Linked DNA regions of Homo sapiens: region 2 is linked to region 1. A link is an interaction called in ENCODE POLR2A ChIA-PET data of the cell type or tissue named here. Cell type or tissue: Panc1. All regions are shown on one strand. Each heading gives the region's core, and the rest is flanking DNA. Links, peaks and the distances in the headings are about the cores only.

Evidence for each region. Peaks named below come from ENCODE experiments on the same cell type or tissue, not always from the same donor. Only the 100,000 strongest peaks of a DNase experiment are listed, where the experiment ranks them.
Region 2: POLR2A ChIA-PET joins it to region 1 with 18 read pairs; 1 of 35 experiments calls an interaction of 5 or more read pairs at or near these places.

The regions. Positions count from the first base shown.
Region 1 is chr12:53,903,980-53,914,799 of GRCh38, forward strand. No RefSeq gene overlaps it. Among named protein-coding and RNA genes, the nearest start is that of HOXC13, 29 kb to the right of the region's middle. In Panc1, for the core only: no CTCF peak of the experiment used is centred there; no DNase peak of the experiment used is centred there; H3K27ac peaks cover 1,596 bases.
Region 2 is chr12:53,848,029-53,858,848 of GRCh38, forward strand. LOC105378250 (a long non-coding RNA gene) reads left to right here. Exons shown (of 5, transcript NR_189099.1): 2 at 831-928; 3 at 2,282-2,384. Among named protein-coding and RNA genes, the nearest start is that of HOXC13, 85 kb to the right of the region's middle. RefSeq lists an enhancer at 245-1,444. In Panc1, for the core only: no CTCF peak of the experiment used is centred there; no DNase peak of the experiment used is centred there; H3K27ac peaks cover 3,996 bases.

The sequences.
Region 1 (10,820 bases), core at 2,715-7,714:
CTTTTCTGTTTTGTTCACCACCTCACATGTTAGGATAGTCATTATTTTAAAAATTAAAAAATAACAAGTGTTGGTTAGGATGTGGAGAACTGTAACCCTTGTGTACTGTTGGCAAGGGTGTAACATGATGCAGCTGCCTTGGAAAACAGGATTGAGGTTTCTCAAAAAAATAAAAATATAGCGCTGGTGTGGTGGCTCACGTCTATAATTTCAGCAGTTTGGGAGGCCAAGGTGGGCGGATCACCTGAGGTCAGGAGTTTCAGACCAGCCTGCCCAATATGGCGAAACCCTGTCTCTATTAAAAATATAAAAAATTAGCCAGTTATGGTAGTGGGCACCTGTAATCCCAGCTACTCGGGAGGCTGAGGCAGGAGAATCGCTTGAACTCGGAAGGTGGAGTTTGCAGTGAGCTAAGATTGTGCCACTGCACTCCAGCCTGGGTGACAAGAGGGAAACTCCATCTCCCAAAAAAAAAAAAAAAAAAAAAAAAAAAAAAAAAAATTGGCACTTTGGGAGGCCAAGATGGGCAGATCATGAGGTCAGGAGATCGAGACCATCCTGGCTAACATGGTGAAACCCTGTCTGTACTAAAAATCCAAAAAAAAAAAAAAAAAAAAAAAAAATTAGCCGGGCCTGGGGGGGGCACCTGTAGTCCCAGCTACTCGGGAGGTTGAGGCAAGAGAATGGCGTGAACCTGGGAGGTGGAGCTTGCAGTGAGCCGAGATGGTGCCACTGCATTCCAGCCTGGGCGACAGAGTGAGACTATGTCTCAAAAAATAATAATAATAAAAAAATAAAAATTAAAATATAATTACCATATGATCTAGCAATCCCACTTTTAGGTATTTATCCGAAAGAATTGAAAATAGGGTCTCAGAGATATTTGTAGTTGTGTTCATTGCAGTATTACTCACAATAATCAAGAGGTAAAACCAACCTAAATGTCCACAAACTGATAAATGGACTTAAAAATGTGGTGTATTATCCAGCCTTAAAAAAAAAAAAAAGGAAATCTTGTCATATGCTACAATACGGATGAACCTTGAAGATATTATGTTAAGTGAAATAAGCCAGTCACAAAAAGACAAATCCTGTGTAATTCCACTTTTATAAGATATCTAAAATAGCCAAACTCTTAGAAACAGAAAGTAGAATTGTTGCTAAGGGCCGTGGGGAGGGCGAAAAGGATTGCTTGTTCAATGCATATAGAGTTTCAGCTTTGCAAATTGAAAAAGGTCTAGAGATCTATAGCACAACAATGTACATACAGTTAACACTACTGTACTATATACTTAAAGTTAAAATGATAAATTTTAAGTTATGTGGTTTTGATCACAATTTAAAAAAAAGAACTGGCAGATGATGGGGTATGCACATCTTCAACTGCAGAAGATAAACCTAAATTGTTTCCAAAGTCATTGTGCCAATGTACACACTCACTAGCAGTGTATAAGACTTCCAGTTGCTCCATATCCTCATCAGCATTTGGTATTATCATACCCTTTTCCTCCTAAACACTAGATAGCCAGGTATATACTTCTTAAATTTTACTAATCTGATGGATTATTTTAATTTGCATTTTATTGATTACTAGAGTTTGAGAATCTTTTTGGCTATTTATTGGCTATTTGGATTTTCACTTAAGTGAATAGCCTATGCATGTCTTTTGCACATTATTCTATTGTTCCAGTTGTCTTTTTTTACAGATTTAAAAAATCAATTCTTTACATATTCTGTGTACAAATTCTTTATAAGTCATTGAGTAACATATATCTTCCAGTTTGTGACTTGTCTTGTAGCCTTGTAAATGGAGCCTTTAAAGAAAACAAGTTTTTAATGTAGTTGAATTTATTCATCTCTTCCATTATGATTTGCTCTTTTTATATCTTACTCTAAGAAATCTTCCCCTACCCTGAGATCATAAAGACATTCTGTGTTTTCTCATAAAACATTAAAGTTGTGCTAGAATTGATTTTTGAAGAGGTATGAGGCCTGGGAATAGAAATCAAGAGAGGCTTTCCTTCTTTACACAGAAGGCAGATGCCAAAGGTAGTCTATCTGCATAGAATTAGAGCTGAAGCTGCTGCAGAGAAAGTTGGTTTAACCTCAGGAAGTGTTGTCTGTCCATGAGGGTTTGCAAAGTTTCAGTGACTCACTGAAGCAATGGAATCCATTTAATTTTGTTTGGTGGCAGGAGTTGGGTTCTTAGAGGTTACTAACACTGGGGAGATTATAGTTCAACCAAGAGGGGAGAGGTGAAGAGGCAAGGGACAGACAAAGTGACTCTGATTCTCTGTAATCCCAGCACTTTGGGAGGCTGAGGTGGGTGGATTGCTTGAGGCCAGGAGTTCGAGGCCAGCCTGGCCAACACGAAGAAACCCTGTCTCTACCAAAAAATACAAAAATTAGCCGGACTTGGTGGCACACCCCTATAATCCCAGCTACTCGGGAGGATGAGGCAGGAGAATAACTTGATCCCGGGAGGCAGAGGTTGCAGTGAGCCGAGATCGTGCCACTGCACTCCAGCCTGGATGACAGAGTGAGAATCTGTTTCAAAACAAACAAACAAACAACAAAAACAACAAAAAACAAGTGTGTACTACACTACCCAGCATTCTCTGTCCCTGCCTCCCTACTTCCCTTATCCTTCACCTGAAACTTCCTATTTAGTGGAAACAAAATAATCTCAACAGAACATGGCCAAAAATCACAATAGGAAGGATAAAAGAGAGTTACAAATACTCTACTTGAGGATCAACAGCAGACTAGACTCACTTTCCCTAGAGCCTTTCCAAGTCGAACTATGATGGCTTTGAGTGGAAGAAAGAGAAGATGACTTCTAGAGATGACTTGTATTTGGATCTCCGTGGAGGATATTTTCTGAGTCTTATGGTTTGGTCAGCTGAAAAATCCTTCTTGTGCTTCTTAACCTAGGGTGGCTGCCCCAAAGAGGAAGTTTCAGAAGGAGTCAATGGAGGAGGTCTGGGGGAGAAAAAGAGAAAGGCTGTCCTCTGGAGCAGAACAGAAACAGTGGACTGTGGAGGAAAGCTTTAGAGGGATAGATGACAGAGTGGGATGGATGGCACTCCTGGCTCCTCCAAAGGATATCATCATCAATCTTTAGTTTTTCATCCTATGCAAGTGAAGGAGAGCAAGAGAGGAAATTATTACATGGCCCTTGGTTTTCTCAGTACTGCCAATAAAAGAGATTTATGGAGTGAAACTTAGAGCATAGGGTTCTAGAAAATGCTCACATAGCCTTCAGGAACACTCACCAACCGGATTTGTGCATGTGTGCATGCATACACCACTCCCCACCCTATGTGAATACGCATACATTCACCTCCATAGAAACAGCGTGTATGCAACAGTGAGCAACACAATTTCACTATACTTTTCAGAAGTAACCCTGTCCATTCTTCTGTTTCCACATAGGCTCTAAGCTAGGTCCCACCACTCTTGTAGATTTTCTTCAAGTTGACATGGTGTGAGGCTGTCAAAGTGATGAGGAGTTGCAGAAGTCTGCACTAAAGATTTTGGATTGAATGTGGTAAATGATTGCTCTTGAGGAAGGACATGAGGAAATTAGCGTTAACGACATACAAGAGAGAGTTAGCTCTGATTCACTAGAGACAGGGAGAATCAGGAGACTATGCTGTGAAACAGATGCAAAAGGTGACTCCTGCAAACTTGAGCTAAGAAATCAGGACTGCAACTGCAAAGACCAGACAGACGGAACCTGGGGGAATTTGAATCTGTCTCCCGTCTGCTCTCTATTTTGAATTTCTTGTGAGTTGGTGTACAGCCAGGGCTGAGGGAGAGAGAACTTTGATTTCATGTTGTGGGGTGTTCTAATGAGGAAGGCTGCTGCCCTGTCTGGACCTCTCCAGAGTTTTCTTGGAGGCCTGCAAACAAGGACTTCTGAGCCAAAACCATGGCTAAGTCCTGGCTGGTTTGAAGCAGCCTCTTAGACAAACTGAGAGAGAGAAAAGGAAAGGAAGATTTGGGCTGTGGAGGGAGCAACTCAGCCGTCTTCTAGCCCACTGTTGGGACTTTTAATTCACCTCACACTGATCATCACCACTCTTTCCTCAAAAGCCTTCTTTCCTTTCCTTGATTTCAGTGTTAATGGCTGGGAAGTTACTTTTGGTGTTCAACTTCACTCCCTTGTGCTTCACTGGTAACAACATTTAGGACATGCATGCAGAAGACTTTAGTAAGTTTAAAATTAATTACAGAGTCATCATAGAACCTCATTTGTTTTTATTTGCCATTTATTAAGTTTTCATTTTTAAAATAAGTTTTATTTTTATTTTATTTGCCATTTATTAAGTTGAACCATACGTAACTGCTGGCATATTTGACCACTTTAGCCTACAAAAATTACAGTCTACAAGTTTCTTTCTTTCTCTCTTTTTCAGACAGGGTCTTGGTCTGTCACCCATGCTGGAGTGCAGTGGTACCATGTCTGCTCATTGCAACCTCCGCTTCCTGGGCTCAAGCAATCCTCCCCCCTCAGCCTCCTGAGTAGCTGGGACTACAGGTGCACCCCACCAGTCCTGGCTAATTTGTTCATTTTTTGTAGAGAATGGAGTTTCGCCATGTTGCCCAGGCTGGTTTCAATTCCTGGGCTCAAGTGATCCTCTCACCTCAGCCTCCTAAAGCGTTGGGATTACAAGTGTGAGCCACTGCGCCAGTTTCAACACAATATTAAGAACCTATGTGTGCTCAATAAGACTATGAGGCAATTTGGTAATGGTTAAAAACTGCTTTTTTTTTTTCCTTCCAGCTCAGCTCCACCATCTAGTTTTGAGTAAGTTACTTAACTTCTCTATGTCTCTGTTTCCTCTTCCTTAGGATGAAGATAATAATAGGACTTAACTTCACAGGGTTGTTGTGAGAATTTAAATGAGCTGTTATATGTAACACTTAGAAAAGTGCCTAACTCAAAGCAAGCTCTATATAAATATTGGCTATTATTATTATACACCAATCACTCTTATGTCACTTAATTTTATTACTATTCTAAGCATACACAAATATATAGATAGTAAGAAAATTAACACCTGTATGCCCACCTCCCAGGTTAGACATAACACATTAAAAATATAATGGAAACCCAATGGGTGTTCTTTCCCTCTCACATTACTGTCCCTTTATTCTTGGAGATAACCTCTGTTCTGAATTTGGTGCTTAACCTTACCATTAACGTTTCTCTATTTTAGTACATGTGTATGTAACATATGCCAGATGCAGTACTATTTATGTTTCTTAATTTTTATAAATGGTGTCATATCATACTTCTCCCTTTTCATCTTGCTTTTGTTGCTTAATATTATGTTTTTGATACTTATCTATGTGACTGCATGAAGCTTTAATTGTATTCATTTTAACTGCTGTGTAACATGCCAATGTACAGAATGTGTGATAGTTTACTTAGCTATTCTCCTTTGGGAGAATATTGAGATTGCTTTCAAATCTTTGCTGTTACCAACTATTTAATTTAGTCAACCAATTTTTATTGAGTGCCTACTACATCCAGGTACTCTTTCAGCAACTGGGAATTCAGCAGGGAAAACAAGGCATAAATATGTGTCCTCATGGAGCTTACAGAGTAGAGGGGGGAAACAATTATAAACTTAATAAACAGGTAAACTACGTAATTTGTTGGATGTGCTACGAGGAAAAAAAGGAAGATAAAGGGATAGAGGAGTACCAAGGTGGTTTGCAAATTTAACAGGGTGGTCAAGAAAGGCCTCATTGAAAAAGTAACGTCTGGGCTGGGTGTAGTGGCTCATGCCTGTAATCCCAGCACTTTGGGAGGCCAAGGCAGGTAGATCACCTGAGATCAGGAGTTTGAGACCAGCCTGGCCAACATGGTGAAACCCTGTCTCTACTAAAAAATACAGAAAAAAAAAAAAATTAGCCGGGCGTGGTGATGGGCAGCTATAATCCCAGCTACTCAGGAGGCTGAGGCAGGAGAATTGCTTGAATCTGGGAGGTGGAGGTTGCAGTGAGCTGAGATCATGCCACTGCACTCCAGCCTGGGCAACAAGAGTGCAACTGAAAAAAAAAAAAAAAGAAGAAGAAGAAAAGAAAGAAAGAAAAGAAAAGAAAAAGTAACATTTGGACAAAGACATGAGGAAGGTGAGGGAGTGCCATGTGGGTATCTGAAGGAAGTTCTAGGCAGAGGGAATGTTAGCAAAAGGTTCAGTGTTGGAGAAATGCTACAGAGAATATTCCAGTTCGTTTCTCCTTGTGCCCAAGAGCAAGTGCTTCCCCAGAGTATACAGTGGGGAGTGGAATTGCTGGGTTGCAGAGTATGTACACCTTCAAAGATACTTCATATAGCCAAATTGCTCTCCAAGGAGGTTATACCAATTTGTAATACCACCAGAAGTATGAAAGTTCCAATTATTTCATAACCTTTTCAGTACTTGGTATTGGCAGGCTTTTTTATTTTGCTGATAAGATGGTGTGAAATTATTCCTTTTTTTTTTTATTTTTTAATTTTTTTAATTTTTTTTATCTTTTTATTTATTTTTTTTTTTTGAGATGGAGTTTCACTCTTGTTGCCCAGGCTGGAGTGCAACGGTGTGATCTCGGCTCACTGCAACCTCTGCCTCCCGGGTTCTAGCGATTCTCCTGCCTCAGCTTCCTGAGTAGCTGGGATTACAGGCATGTGCCACCACACCCAGCTAATTTTGTATTTTTAGTAGAGATGGGGTTTCTCCATGTTGGTCAGGCTGGTCTTGAACTCCTGACCTCAGGTCATCCGCCTGCCTTGGCATTATTCCCATTTTTAACATGTGTTTTTCTGATTTTCTGAGAGTTGAACATCTTTTCATATTTTAGTAGCCTTTTAGATTTCCTCTCCTCTGTGACTTTCCTGTTCATATCCTTTGCTCTTTTTTTTTTTTTGAAACAGGATCTCACTCTGTTGCTGGAGTGTAGTGGTGTGATCTCAGCTCACTGCAGCCTCAAACTCCCAGGCTCAAGTGATCCTTCTGCCCCAGCCTCCCCAGTAGCTGGGACCACAGCCACGTGCCACCATGCCCAGCTAATTTTTGCACTTTTTGCAGAGAAGGGGTTTCACCATGCTGCCTAGGCTTATCTTGAACTCCTGGGCTCAAGCAGTCCTCCCACCTTGGCCTCCCAAAGTGCTGGGATTACAGGCATGAGCCACCGCACCTGGCCTGCTCATTATTTTTTTAAATTGAATTGTCTTTTTCTTATTGATTTTTAGAGTCCTTCACATATCTTGAATGTTAATACTTTGTCTAATATCTGCATTGTAAATACCTTCTGCCAGTCTGCAACTTATATAGCAGTGATAGTTAATGGTGTTTTTAAAAGAATGAAGAGTATTTAATCTAATTTTATCAAATTTTTTCAAACTTTTCCTTATGATTTTGTTTTCTGTGTCGTGTTTAGGCAAATATTTCCTATTCCAAGGTCATACAGGTTTCTCATTTATTCCCTCATTTGCTTATTTATTTGACAAATATACTGAATGCGTACTTTGTGCCAGGTACTGTTCTAGGCTTGGCAGAAACAACTGTGAGTAAGACAAAAGACCCAACCTTAATGACTTAGATTCTAGTGTGGGAGAGAGACAATAAACAATAGATAAATAGAAAATAAAACATGAAGAGAAAGTAAGATACAGAGATAAAGAGAAACCAATGGGCTGCTCTGTTAGAGTGGTCAGGAAAGGCCTCCCTGAGAAGGTAACATTCAGCAGAAAACAGAATATGATGAGGGAGCAAGAAATGGGAATATCTAAAGAGAAGAACATTCCAGGCAGGGGAAACAGCAAGTCCAAAGGCCCTAAGATGTTGGCGTGATTGATGGGTTATAGAACAGTCGAGAAAATGGCTAGTGTAGCTAACTGGCATACATAAGGGGAAGAGCGGTAAGTGCTTACTTAGAGAAGTAACCAGGGATTTTATTCTGTGATGAGAAGCCACTGGAGGATGTTAAGCAGGGAATTGATTTACTTTTCACATGTTCATTATGACCACTATCATAACATCCAGGAGGCAAAAACGGAAGCATGTAGATGGGTTAAGAGTTTATTGCTATAGTCTAAATGAAAGGCGATAGTGACTTAGACCAGGGCAGTAGCAGAGAAAATTGTGAGAAGTGGTCAGATTCACACTATACAACATGACCCCAAAAGCACAGGCAACAAAAACAAAAACAGACAAATGGGATTGCATCAAACTTAAAAGTTTCTGTACAATAAAGGAACCAATTAACACAGTGAAGAGGCAACTCATAGATTGGGAGAAAATATTTGCCAATCATATATCAGATGGGGGCTTATATCCAAAATATATAAGGAACTCAATAATAAGAAAACAAACTACTCAAACTACTCAATAATAAGAAAATTAAAAACTCTATTAAAAAAAAGCAAAGGACATGAATAGACATTTCTCAAAAGAAGACATATAAATGGCCAATAGATAGATGAAAAAATGCACAATATATTTTGAAGTTAGACCTAGTAAGATTTTCCAATGGATTTGATGAGGATGTTAGCACTATTTTCTTAAATGGGAACGTTGCAGGAGGAGAAGTTTTGGTGGTAAAATGCATACTTTGTTTTTGATCATGCTAATTTTGAGATGCCTATTAGAGGTCTAATTTGAAACTTTTTTTTTTTTTTTTTGGTAGAGAAGGGGTTTTGCTTTGTTACCCAGGCTAGTCTTGAACTCCTGCCCTCAAGTGATCCCCCTGCCTTGGCCACCCAAAGTGCTGGGGTTACAGGTGTGAGCCACCTTGCCCAGCCAGCCAAGTTGAAATTCTGAACTGAATGTTGAATATATGAGTGTGGAGTTTAGGGAATAGATAGAGATGTAAATTTGAAAGTCACTAGCATAATGTTTCTTGCCTTAAATTCTCATATATTTTCCTCTAAAGGTTCTGTGCTTTTCCTTCCTTCCTTCCTTCCTTCCTTCTTTCTTTCTTTTTTTTTTTTTTCATTTGACGGAGTTTCACTCTTGTTGCCTAAGCTGGAGTGCAATAATGCAATCTCAGCTAACTGCAACCTCCACCTCCCGGGCATAAGCAATTCTCCTGCCTCAGCCTCCCTAGTAGCTGGGATTACAGGTGCCTGCTACCATGCCCAGCTAATTTTTGTATTTTTAGTAGAGATGGAATTTCACCATGTTGACCAGGGTGGTCTCGAACTGCAGACCTCAGGTGATCCACCCACCTGGGCCTCCCAAATTGCTGGGATTACAGGTGTGAGCCACCGCGCCTGGCCTGCTTTTGCTTTTTCATGTTTAGGTCTTTAATCCATTTGGAATTAATTTTTTTATATAGTGAGAGAAAAAGATTGAACTCTCCCCTCCCTGTGCCCATGAGTAGGCTTTCCCTCACTGGTTTGAAATGTCAGATATCAGATTTAAACAGCACAGATCTGTTTTCTGGGTTCTCTATTCTTTTAAGTTGGTCAATTTGACTATCAAAGATTCATTATCACTGCTATCATAATATCCAGGAGGCAAAAATGGAAGCAAGAAGACTGGTTAAGGGTTTATTGCTATAGTCTAAATGAGAAGTTATAACTTAGAACAGGGTCTGTGCAAATACTACACTGTCTTAATCATTACATGATTCAGTCAGGGCTTAGTGCAAGAACAACTCTAGATATTTCAAGCAGAAAGGAATTTACTACAGGGAATCTGATGCTTACAGAGTTGTTGGAAAGGCTAAAAAGAGCAGGAGTCAAATATGGCTCACACACTCGGTCTTGTAAGACGGCACCCCAGCCTCACAAGGTGTTGTCTTCCAGCTGGCTGTGTAACTCTCTTCATTAGACCATTCTACCATTCCATAGTGTCAGCTGGGATTACAGGCATGAGCCTCCGCACTTGGCCCTTTAGGTATCTTAAAGTCAATTTTATCTCATATTATAGCATCTATTCTGGCCAGGCGCAGTGGCTCAGGGCTGTAATCCCAGCACGTTGGGAGGCTGAGGCGGGCGGATCACCTGAGGTCAGGAGTTCAAGATCAGCCTGGCCCATATAGTGAAACCCTCTCTACTAAAGATACAAAAAAATTAGCTGGGTGTCGTGGCACGTGCCTGTAATCTCAGCTACTCAGGAGGCTGAGGTGGCAGAATCACTTGAACCCGGGAGGTGGAGGTTGCAGTGAGCCGAGATGAGCACCACTGCACTCCAGCCTGGGCAACAGAGCAAGATTCCATCTCAAAAAAAAAAAAAAAAAAAAGATTTATTCCAGTGAGGGCAAAAACACTGCCTTCTGCATGATGGAGGGGGACCACTATAATCAACTCGCCTTGGCTGGTCCCTATGGTTAGAATGCCATATGGCTTGTTATTGGTCTCTGCTGTTGGCGGATTATCTCTTAGGAGACATAGTACCAAGATCTGCCGTGGTGAGAGAAAATATGTTTTGTTGAGCCCAGGCATAATTTCCAACTTGCCATCACGGCTACTGTGCTAGTGAGTCCTTTTAGCAATTCCTGGGTGGCTTGATAAAGAGGCTGACTGACATTTGCAGAACCAGGTCATCTCGTCCACCCAATTACCAAGACCTGTCAGTGCCCTTTGGTGAGTGAACATTCACCAATTTGTAGTTTTGTTGATTCTCCCTCGTGTATTTTTGTTTCCTAATTTTCACTCTTACATTGATTATTTCTTTCCACCTTTTTTGGTGGCAAGGGGAGGTTGCTGTGACATTATTTTTGTAATTTCTTGAGTTGGAATCTTAGCTCTGTTTTTTCTTTCTTCTCTTCTAATGTATTACAGCTATAAATCTGCTTTAAATGCTACTTTAGCTGTATTC
Region 2 (10,820 bases), core at 2,851-7,850, 56 kb before region 1:
TTAGACCCAATCTAAATATCTTTTGCTGTTATCCCACTAGTTCTGTGTTAGTGGGAGTAGAGTAAAGCTTTCCAATCTCCACCTCTCTCTCTCTCTCTCTCTGCCACTTTTCTGCTTAGAAACTTTTGCTGGTTTCCCACAGCCACCTTATTGGGTGCTTACTATGTGTCAGGCACTGGTGCTTTATATGCACGATCTAATTAGATTGCTACATCAACCCTGTGAGGTAGGGGCTTTTGCTTTCTTCATTTTAACATAAGAAACAAAGAATAGTTAAAAAATTTGTCTGGCATCCCATGACCGGAAAGTGGCAGAGCTGAGAAACTCTGTGTATATTAAAATGTATATTTTATGTCTCTTGATGGCAGGACCTGACATCTCTTGTACCAAACACCAAGCATAGCCCTCCAGTAATGCTCAATAAATGCTTGCTGATGACTATGTTGATGAAGAAAAAAACAGTTCTATGATCAAAATAATCAGGAGGAAGGGGAATTTTAATTTGGACTATCCAATTTGCATAGGAGAACAAACCTCTTGATTCTTACCGACTTTGGTGATGCCATTTCAAGAGCCCCTGCTATGTGCAGAGCTCTCCATTCAGTGGAGGAACCCTCTAGGGCTAAGACCTGATTTCTGTCCTTAGGGAGCTCAAAGGTCAACGGAGGCGACTGCACTCAGATCTAAGACACAGACATTTTTACTGAATTAACATGACCGTTGCAGGTTCTGACACTACCCAAGAAGAGTTTGGAGGCTCTGGTATGCTCTGATGGTAGGAGGAGATGGTACAGGGAGGCCACAAAGACTGATGCTCTTTGGTTCTCCAGTTGTCTTTCAGGAGGTGTAGCCTGGTTGTGGCCTGGGGAGTTTGGCTGTTCTGTGTGGTGTGCCTCCACGGTGTGGTCTCCAGTGAGCTGCTCAGCAGGTAAGGCGGTCCAGAGATGATTTACCCCAGAACAAGGTGAAGAGATGAGAGGACAGGAAGAAGCTCCTCAAGGCCACAGAGCAGCAGAACTGAAACAAGAACCAAACGAATCCACGTAAATGTCTCAGCCTCACAGGGTGCGGGTGGAGAGGAGGTGCCATTTCTGTCAGAATGACCCGGTGCTCCAATCGCTCCCATGTGCCTCCTTTCACTCCCACCACCCGCACTTTGCTTAAGCACCCTGCCCTGAAGCAAGAGCTGAGATGTCAGTTTTTGGGGAAAGTGAGATGCAGAGTTGCCTGACAAATGGGTGGGTCCCCCCAACCCCGCCTAGTTTATGAGCCCAGGGTGGCTCCTCCCTTCTAACACCCTCCCTCTCTTTATGACCCTGCGCAATCTTTGATGTCTTCTTCTTGTGAAGGGTGGTGAGGGAGAAAGAAGACAACCTCAGCCAAAGAGGCCCTGCCCACGATAGTTCTCGGGTGAGGGAAGGGGCTCCAGGGAGTAGGGCAGGGATTTTGCACAAAGAGCGGTAAGTTGGACAAGCTGACACACTGACCATCCCTCCAGATCTGTATCTACTTGGGAAACATCGGCACTACATTTGGTCTCTTTCATGGCAATAGAAAGAACATGCTTAGGCTTTGAGCAAGCCAGGCCTGGGTTCAAATCCTAGAACTTCAACATTCTAGCTTTTTGACCTTGGGCAAATTGCTTAACCCCTTGAGCTTCAGTTTCCTCAACTAAATTAAGTAATACACTATACATTTCATAAGATGTCATGAAAAACTAAGTAAAACATGCTTACATAAAGTGCCAACATCCATCAAGTGTCTTGCATACAAACTTGTCCCTCTAATTAAAAGATACATTTCTTGACAGCAGGGATGTCAATGGCTTGCTGCCCTCCACACCCCTCCACTATTTCCAACACCACAGACCTCTTTGCCTCTCTGTTTTATGTAGAGAGGCATTTTTTACTGAAGCATGTTCTGCTTTCCTTACAAATGCACAAATCCCAGGATTTGTGCCAATCTTTTCTGTCTTCTGCAGGCCCCCATCTCAAAAGCCACAAAAAGAAAAGGTGGCCAGAGAGCTTCTCCTACCCTGGAGAATCCTGTAAGCAACTTTTTCTTCACACTTGGCAGTTTTCCCTCTTCTCTGCCATGCTCCCTTTCTCCTCCATTAAAATGATTTTATTTGCTTTGCTCCTATTCTTATCCATCTATATATTATTTTTTATTTTATAGCTATCCTATAATGGTCTGGGGCTATCCCTCCTGAATCACCAACTAGGCTTACTTTAGGATTTAATTTGGTTTTATTAAAATTACCAAAATTCTCTCTGGGCAGGTGTAGACCCGGGCAGGGCGAAGCTCTCTGGGCTGTTGACTGTGAGGCCCCTCCCCACCGGTAGATTTCCAAGCCTCTTCAGTTTTGCATTCAGCCACAGCAGGTGAGTGTTTCTGGTGCATGTGGACTGTGTGTGCGTGTATGTGTGTGTCCTTACCCTATTTTGTCTTATAAAATCTCATAAAATGGGTTTCCCACTCTCACTACCTTTACTTATCCATGTCTACACTCTTGTTGGGAGCTAATGCTTGCCTACATGATTTTTGCCTTTTCTAAATTCATAAGTAGGAATTTAGAGGAATCCCAGGTAGCCGGTGTAAGTGCATCTGAAACCAGTGAATGCACCACAGGTGTCTGATATGGATATAGGGAGGGGATGTGTGTGGGTGTGTGCATGTGTGTTTGTCTAAATGTAGCTTGAAGTGTAGATGTTTCCCCAAGTGGCTAGACACTACAATCTCAGAACTATAAGAACACAGATTTATACTGCCTAAGGAAAGGCTGTAATGTATCTTAAGAGGTGAAAGAAGCTGCCTACAAGAGGACACAATACCTGCTCTGGGGGGGGGTATAGACACATCCTAATATGTAGATTCTATCAGAGATCATTTTTGGTGTAAACTATAGTAATAGGTTTTAGGCTGCTTTACTCTTTCTTTTCAGAAAAGTAGTGTAGGAAAAGCTTGGCGGGGGAAACAGATTTCCATTTAAATTTTCCAATATATTACTTTTTCCCTTGAATAAAGATATCTTCATTAGGATTCAGAAATTTTTGCTTTAGGGGGGCTGCACCCAGAAGTAGTAGAATAGGAAATAGGAATCAAAGAAAATGAGAATGGTGAAACTGAAAAGAAACCTCCTGAATTGGATTTCTCATATTTATCTTGGTGGTCGATCATTGTCCCCCAAGGCCACCAACCCACACATTGAGAGGTAGAACTCAGGCAAAACTTCTCCCCCAGTTCTGTCTTAGTCTAGTTTTCCTGCCTGAAGAGAGACATTTTCAATTCATCAGAGCTTGTGCCTCCCTCCAACTTAAGATCTAAATGAGTGTTTTCCCACCTCTGTCTATCTACTCACATCCCAAATATCTCCAAAGAAACTGGGGAAGAGCTCTCTAATGGGGAACGTGAACATTCCACTTCTCTATTAGAGAATCCCACAAAATTATGTCAGAGAGCTGCTGGACCAGGAGTCTCTGTTTCTCAGTACCCTGACTTTTGCTCCCTCCCCACTGCTTTGCTTGGCTGGAATCAATTGACATTGAACCTGCCTATTGCATTTAAGAGAAGTGGGAGTACAGAAAGGGTTTTTAAAAAGTTAGCTTCAATCCCAGCACTTTGGGAGGCCGAGGCGGGTGGATCATGAGGTCAGGAGATCGAGACCATCCTGGCTAACAAGGTGAAACCCCGTCTCTACTAAAAATACAAAAAATTAGCCGGGCGCGGTGGCGGGCGCCTGTAGTCCCAGCTACTCGGGAGGCTGAGGCAGGAGAATGGCGTGAACCCGGGAAGCGGAGCTTGCAGTGAGCCGAGACTGCGCCACTGCAGTCCGCAGTCCGGCCTGGGCGACAGAGCGAGACTCCGTCTCAAAAAAAAAAAAAAAAAAGTTAGCTTCATGTTAGGAATAATGCAAGGACTCAAGTGCCTCCCTAAGGATCTAATTTTGAATCTACAGGGTTGAATGAGAAACTAGTCCATTTGAGGCAGCCTAACATGGGGCACTTGAAAATGGACATTTTCTCACGATCTGTCCTTTCCTTTAAAAAAATAATGTAACTTAGAAGAATATGATTATCCTAAAACATTTTATTTTTTAATTAAAGAGGGTTCATTATGCTACCCGTCTCATCTCGTCTCAGAGGAGGAAAACCCTGTGTTCAGCAAGTTTGCTAAGAAATAATTATAGGTTCAGATCTTCCCCAGGCCCCGAAATTCAATTAAAATTTTTTTGTTTTAAGTTGCTAGCAGTCACATGGTATGTATGTGTGTGTGCGTGCGTGCGTGTGTGTGTGTGTGTGCATGTGTATGCCCCAGTTTTCCTTGTAAGTATTCTGGGAATAGGTTCTCAAATGTGACAGTCATCTTCACATTCTCAGCCCAATTTCTTTGGCTGTATCTAGGTGAGCAGATATTAACATGGTGAAAAATCTTCTGCAAAAGGAAGCTCACTTTGATTTTTGTTTGTTGGCTTAATTTTTGGCTAGAATCACCCCAATTGTCTACCAGTCCCCAGTTCCTGGGATACTTCTCTGCCTTATACTGAATTAGGTCAGTATAAAGGTACAGTGGCTCTCAATCTTCACTGTGGATCTGAATCATCTGGGGAACTTTTAAACCATAGAGGTTCCTGGGTCCCACTCCTAGATGTATAGAGTCAACTGGTGCACCATGAGACCCAGACATCCATATTTTTAAAAAGCTCCTTGGGTGATTCTAATATGCAGCCAGGGATGAGAACTACTGAAGAGATGGCAGCTGTGTTTGGATCTCACAAATGATGTGAGATTTGGGTGATTAGTAAAGACACCCAAACAGGATCATGAGGCTCAATTTGACTCTCTGCATTGCTCGGCTCATTGTATAGTTATTTTACGTCATGTAAGCATAGGGGCAGAGCGTTACCTGTTTATCCTGACTGAGTTATATTTAAACCTAGGTGGGAACAGGATTCCATAATTTTCCCCCTACCACCTCTTTCCCCTTTCCAGGAGAGGTGACAGTTCTATTGAAGCTCTATCCCTGTTTACATATAGAAGGACATAAAGATTATTTAGGGAGGACAGTGGACCTTCCATAGGTGACAGGTGCTGTATGGGCAGGCTGGCACACCTAGGACATTCCAGGGCATGGGGATGTATTTATGAGTTCACTTAAGCCATGGCTGACCTCTCCCACAGTTTAAAGAAAATAAATAAAACCACTCCCCAGGCTTCAGGACACAAGCCCTCCTGGCAGCCAGAACTATGGAAAGAGGGTGGATAGGGATGTGTGAGGCCAGATTCTTACCATATAATAAACCAAAATAGACATGTTTAATAGAAATCTAATAAATGAATTAATAAAATAAATAACAAATGTGCCTATGAATCCCCATATATCTCAGCCTATAAACATATAGGTTTATATATATTAGTAGCTTACATATTGTGTATGCAAGTGTGTAGATTTAAATAGATTGCTATATAAATTTATTTATATAATGACAATAGCCTTATGGGGCATGGAAATAATTATGAAGCTATTTCAGGCATATTTTTTGAGAATTGTAGCCATTTTAATATTTTGACTGAAAATTTCATCAATATTCTGATCCTTCCAAGTTATTTAGATTTATTTATTTGTTTATTTATTTATTTATTTGAGACGGAGTCTCGCTCTGTCTCCCAGGCTGGAGTTCAGTGGCGCGATCTTGGCTCACTGCAAGCTCAGCCTCCCGGGTTCACGCCATTCTCCTGCCTCAGCCTCCCAAGTAGCTGGGACTACAGGTGCCCGCCACCACGCCCAGCTAATTTTTTGTGTTTTTAGTAGAGACGGGGTTTCTCTGTGTTAGCCAGGATGGCCTCTATCTCCTGACCTTGTGATCCGCCTGCCTCGGCCTCCCAAAGTGCTGGGATTACAGGCGTGAGCCACCGCACCTGGCGTTATTTAGATTTATAAAGTATGTATACATTTTCTATTTTGTATACAGATGTTCATTGTTATCTATCTTAGCTTTTTCAAAGAGACGGTACCGAATCTGTGTGTAGATAGCCAAAGTGGGCAATTCAGACACAAATAATCTACTCTGGGGCTTAGATAATCTGAGTTTACTAATTATATGAATCTGATTCTAAACTCTTCACTTATTTGGTGCTATATAGACATAGCTTCTGTAATTTGAACCAGATGAATGCACTTCATTTTACTTTGAGGATGCATGTGTGTGAATAGCTAGTAGGACCTTTGGGTCAACTTTTACTTATCTGCACTCTTGGAGGGAGGGAGTAGAAAATTATCCAAGAAATAGCTAAGAAAAATAATTTTAATTTGGCTTTGTAATGAAGTCAGAATCTCAATCTCTCTCTCTCTTTAGCCTCCTCTCACATACAGGTGCCAAATAAGTGAATACACACACACACATGCACACGCGCGCACACACACACACACACTCGGTCTTTTGTCAAACAGACCCTAATATCTTTCTGGGCTTGAATGACTGCATCTTGATGGCCCATGAAGGGGAGGAAGTGAACCTAAGTGATCTCCAGAGACAACGATAGACTAGCACACAGTATCCATATATGTCGATATGTGCTAACATATGTAGAGATATGCTTTTGTCCCCAAAGGCCTTAAGAAATTGTCTACAAACCACTATAAAATCCTTATCTGATTTCTATGCCATTTCTGCTTATCTGGTAACATAGTTTGATTTTGCATTCAAAACGGAACAGATATTGGAATTGTGTCTCCCCAGACCACCTCCCAGAGCTGGGGCTCAGGGTCACACAGTGAACAGTGGAGGGTGGGAAGGAAGCCATCCACTACCATCTTCCTGTCCCCTGTGGGTAGTTGGAGCTCAGCCAATTACAGAGGCTCCCGAGACACTGTTTAACAGGTCCATTTATGGTGATATTTTATGAAAAAGAATATAGATGAGTTTTAATAAGACTTCTCTCTCTGAGCTGGCTCTGCAACAACTTAGCTTTAAATATGCATCTCATTCTCCTAACTGCTTCTCTTCACTTGTCGGCAAGACCAAAATGAGGCATATGGGGAGACAAAAACAAACCTGGTCTTGGAAAAAGACAACTCTGTCCAAAGCCAAGACTGGCTACCCATGCATGAACTAAAAAGGGAATTTTCTGGATTACTCAGTCTTAGATATCCCATTTCATTAAATATGTACAACATGAAATCAACTTTGTTGTTTTCTTGAATCCAAATCTCCCCTTTGGCAGGGCTGTGTAGGAAAAGGGAGTAGAACTGCTCTGTGAATTTCATAGAATTGCTGTTTCACCCACACTACTGGTGATCCACTAGTTACAGTGTGGACATATCAGCTTTCCAGTTTTCACCTGGGAGATATACGGTCACATATTATGTGGGTTTGTGCCAGCAGAATGAAGTGGGATGAGGAGGATTGGACCGGCTCCTCATTTATTCATTCAATGAAGGTTTATTGAACCATCTACGATGTACCAGGTGCTGTGCTAGGTTCTGGGATGGCAAAGAACAAGATCTTTGCCTACAATGTACTCACTGAATTAGCAGAAGAAATCAACATATCAACAGATAATTATAATATAGTGTTTTAAGTGTACTGATAGAAATAACGCACAAGGTATTATGAATGCACAAGCTATTATGAACACACAAAGGAGCAGAATCTAATCCACTCTTTGGGGTGGGGGCTGCACAGAGAGTGTCCTCTCCAGAAGCAGATGGCAAGCACTGGAACTTTATTTTATTCACCTTTGTATCTCCTAGTCCTAACGATCATGCCATGTTTGTTCCATGAATTGACCAAGGATTTAAGTCTCTTTAAATGCAGTGGCAAAAGCACTGTAATAGGAGTCAGGAGGTCTGGATTCTGGTCTAGGCTCTGCTATTGCAGTTTGTGGCTGGGCCATGTCACTGCTTGTCAAGATGAAATTAGAGGAAGATCCTGGACCAATACTAGGCCACCACTTCCCTATTTAAATAAAATATACTGCCCCTCCTTCCAGTATGTCTATAATGTATAAGAAATAAAATCAAAGTTTTCTTTCTATAATCCATTCATAAAGTAGTTGTCAGCTCTCCATAACCTTGCCCTTTTCTAGTTTTCTGTGACACTTTTAAAAGTTAGGGCAGGTTGACTAGTACTAAGGAAGCTGGAACCTGGGAGAAAGTGAGATCATATTAAAAAGCCTGTTTGGCTTATTTCTGCCAGTGCTGAAAAACAGTTTAAACCCAGCCCGCACTTAGGGCAGTGGGGCAGCAGAGCATGGGGACCGCATTGTGTCCTCCATAGAACTACTGTTTGCTTCTCTGCTTGAGCCCAGCAGAGAGCGAGGCGGGTAGCCAAAGCGTGCTGACCTGGTTGCAACAGGAGGGCTTGCATCCCTTGTAATCATGCTTCCTCTTCCTTTTTCTTGAAGGAAGGGAAATAAAACCCAAATGTTGTACATCTAATCAAACAACTCAGTGTTAAAGCTGGAGGGCCTGATCCTTCTCATAGTATCCTTTGCTTTTTGCCTCCAGAACACTAAAACTCTTGTTTACCTCCATCTTCTTTTCTGTAATATGGGGGCTGCGCAGAGGGTGGCCTCTCGAGAAGCAGATGGCAAGCAATAGAACTTTATTTTATTCACAATTCCTGCCCTACTATTTAATGTGTGTTTCTTTTATAGTACTTACCAAAATTTATAATTTATGTTTGATTAATATGTCTTTCTAACTAGATGGTAAGATTCATGAATGCAGGGATTGTATTTGTTTTCTTCTCCATTTAATTCCCAGCATCTAGTATGGTGTTTCCAGATAGTAGTCACTCAATAAATACTTTATTTTTTATATTTTTAGACATAGGATCATGCTCTGTCACCCAGGCTAGAGTGCAGTTGCATGATCATAGCTCACCATAACCTCAAACTCCTGGGCATAAGTGATGCTCTCGCCTCAGCCTCCAATGTAGCTGGGACTACAGGGGTACACCACCATGCTGGGCTAATTTTTTATTTTTTATAGAGATGGGAGGTGTCTCACCATGTTTCCCAGGCTGGTCTTAAACTCCTGGCCTCAAGCGATTCTCCTGCCTCGGCCTCCAAAAGTGCTGGGATTAGAGCTCCAGCCTGTGCTCACAGCCCCAGCCTGTGCTCAGCCTCATAAATACTTTTGAGTCACTGTGCCCAGCCTCATACATACTTTTGAGTAAATGGATGAATGGTGTTGTCAAAGTCAAATATTATGAAGTATTTGAAATCACTTCAAAAAATTATAAAGGAGAAACATGTAAAGCATTGTTTCTTCTCAACTAGATTGTAAGTTTCTTCATTTTAGGAACTGAGTCTTATACTCTTTATTTCCCATCAATCTAGCATTTCCACCTAGTAGGTACTCTGTAAATAATTATGCGTATCACTACAGTGTTTAAAAGAACATGATAATACTTGCAACAAACAACCTGAAAATGAATTTAAGAAAAAAAATCCCATTTATAATACCATCAAAAATAATAAAATCCTTAGAGATGAATTTAACAAAGAAGCACAAAACTTATACTCTGAAAAGTACAAAACACTGTTGAAAGAAGTTAGAGAAGACCTAAATAAATGTAAAAACATCCCATGTTCTTGGCAATATTTTCCAAGTTGATCAAAAGATTAAACACAATCACTGTCAAATCCCAACTGGCTTCTTTGCAGAAATTGACAAACAGATCCCAGGATTTATATAGAAATCCAAGGGACCCAAAATACCCAAAACAATCTTGAAAAAGAGGAGCAAGATTGAAGAACTCACATTCCTTATTTTAAAACTTACTACAAAGCTACTGTAATCAAGACAGCATGGTAGTGGCATAAGGATAGACATATGGCTATCCAGTGGAATAGAGTTAAAAGTCCAAGAATAAACTCTCACATTTTCAGTCGGTTGCTTTTTGACATAAGTGCCAAGACAATTCAGTGGGGAAAAATAGTCTTTTCAAGTAGTGCTAGGACAACCGCATAGCCACATGCAAAAGAATTAAATTGGATTTCTATTTCACACTACATACAAAAATTAACTCAAAATGAGTCAAAGACCTAAATCCAAGAGTTAATTAAAACTATAAAACTCTTAGAAGGAAACATAGGTGTAAGTCTTTGTGACCTTGGATAATGCAATGATTCCTTAGATAAAGGCACAATTTAAAAAATAGATCGAGTGGACCTCATCAAAATTAAAAACTTTTGCTTCAAATCACACCATTGAGGAAGTGAGAAGACAACTCACAGAGTGGAAGAAAATGTTTGCAATTCATATATCTGATAAGAGACTTGTATCTAGAATATATAAAAAACTCTAACTCAAAAGGATAAAGACAAGTAGCCCAATTTAAAAATGGACTAAGGGGCCGGGCGCGGTGGCTCACGTCTGTAATCCCAGCACTTCGGGGTCCAAGGAGGGCAGATCACGAGGTCAGGAGATCGAGATCATCCTGGCTAACACGGTGAAACTCCGTCTCTACTAAAAATTAGCTGGGCGCGGTGGCGGGCGCCTGTAGTCCCAGCTACTTGGGAGGCTGAGGCAAGAGAATGGCATAAACCCAGGCGGCGGAGCTTGCAGTGAGCCGATATCTCGCCACTGCACTCCAGCCTGGGTGACAGAGCGAGACTCCATCTTAGAAAAAAAAAAAAAAAGATCTGAATAGAAATTTCTTCAAAGAAGATATACAAATGGCCAGTAAGCACATTAAAATGTTTCCTACATATTCCTAACATTATTAGCTATCAAGAAAATACAAATCAAAACGACTATGTGATACCACTAGGATGGTTACAACAATAATAAATACAAGGTAATAATAAGTG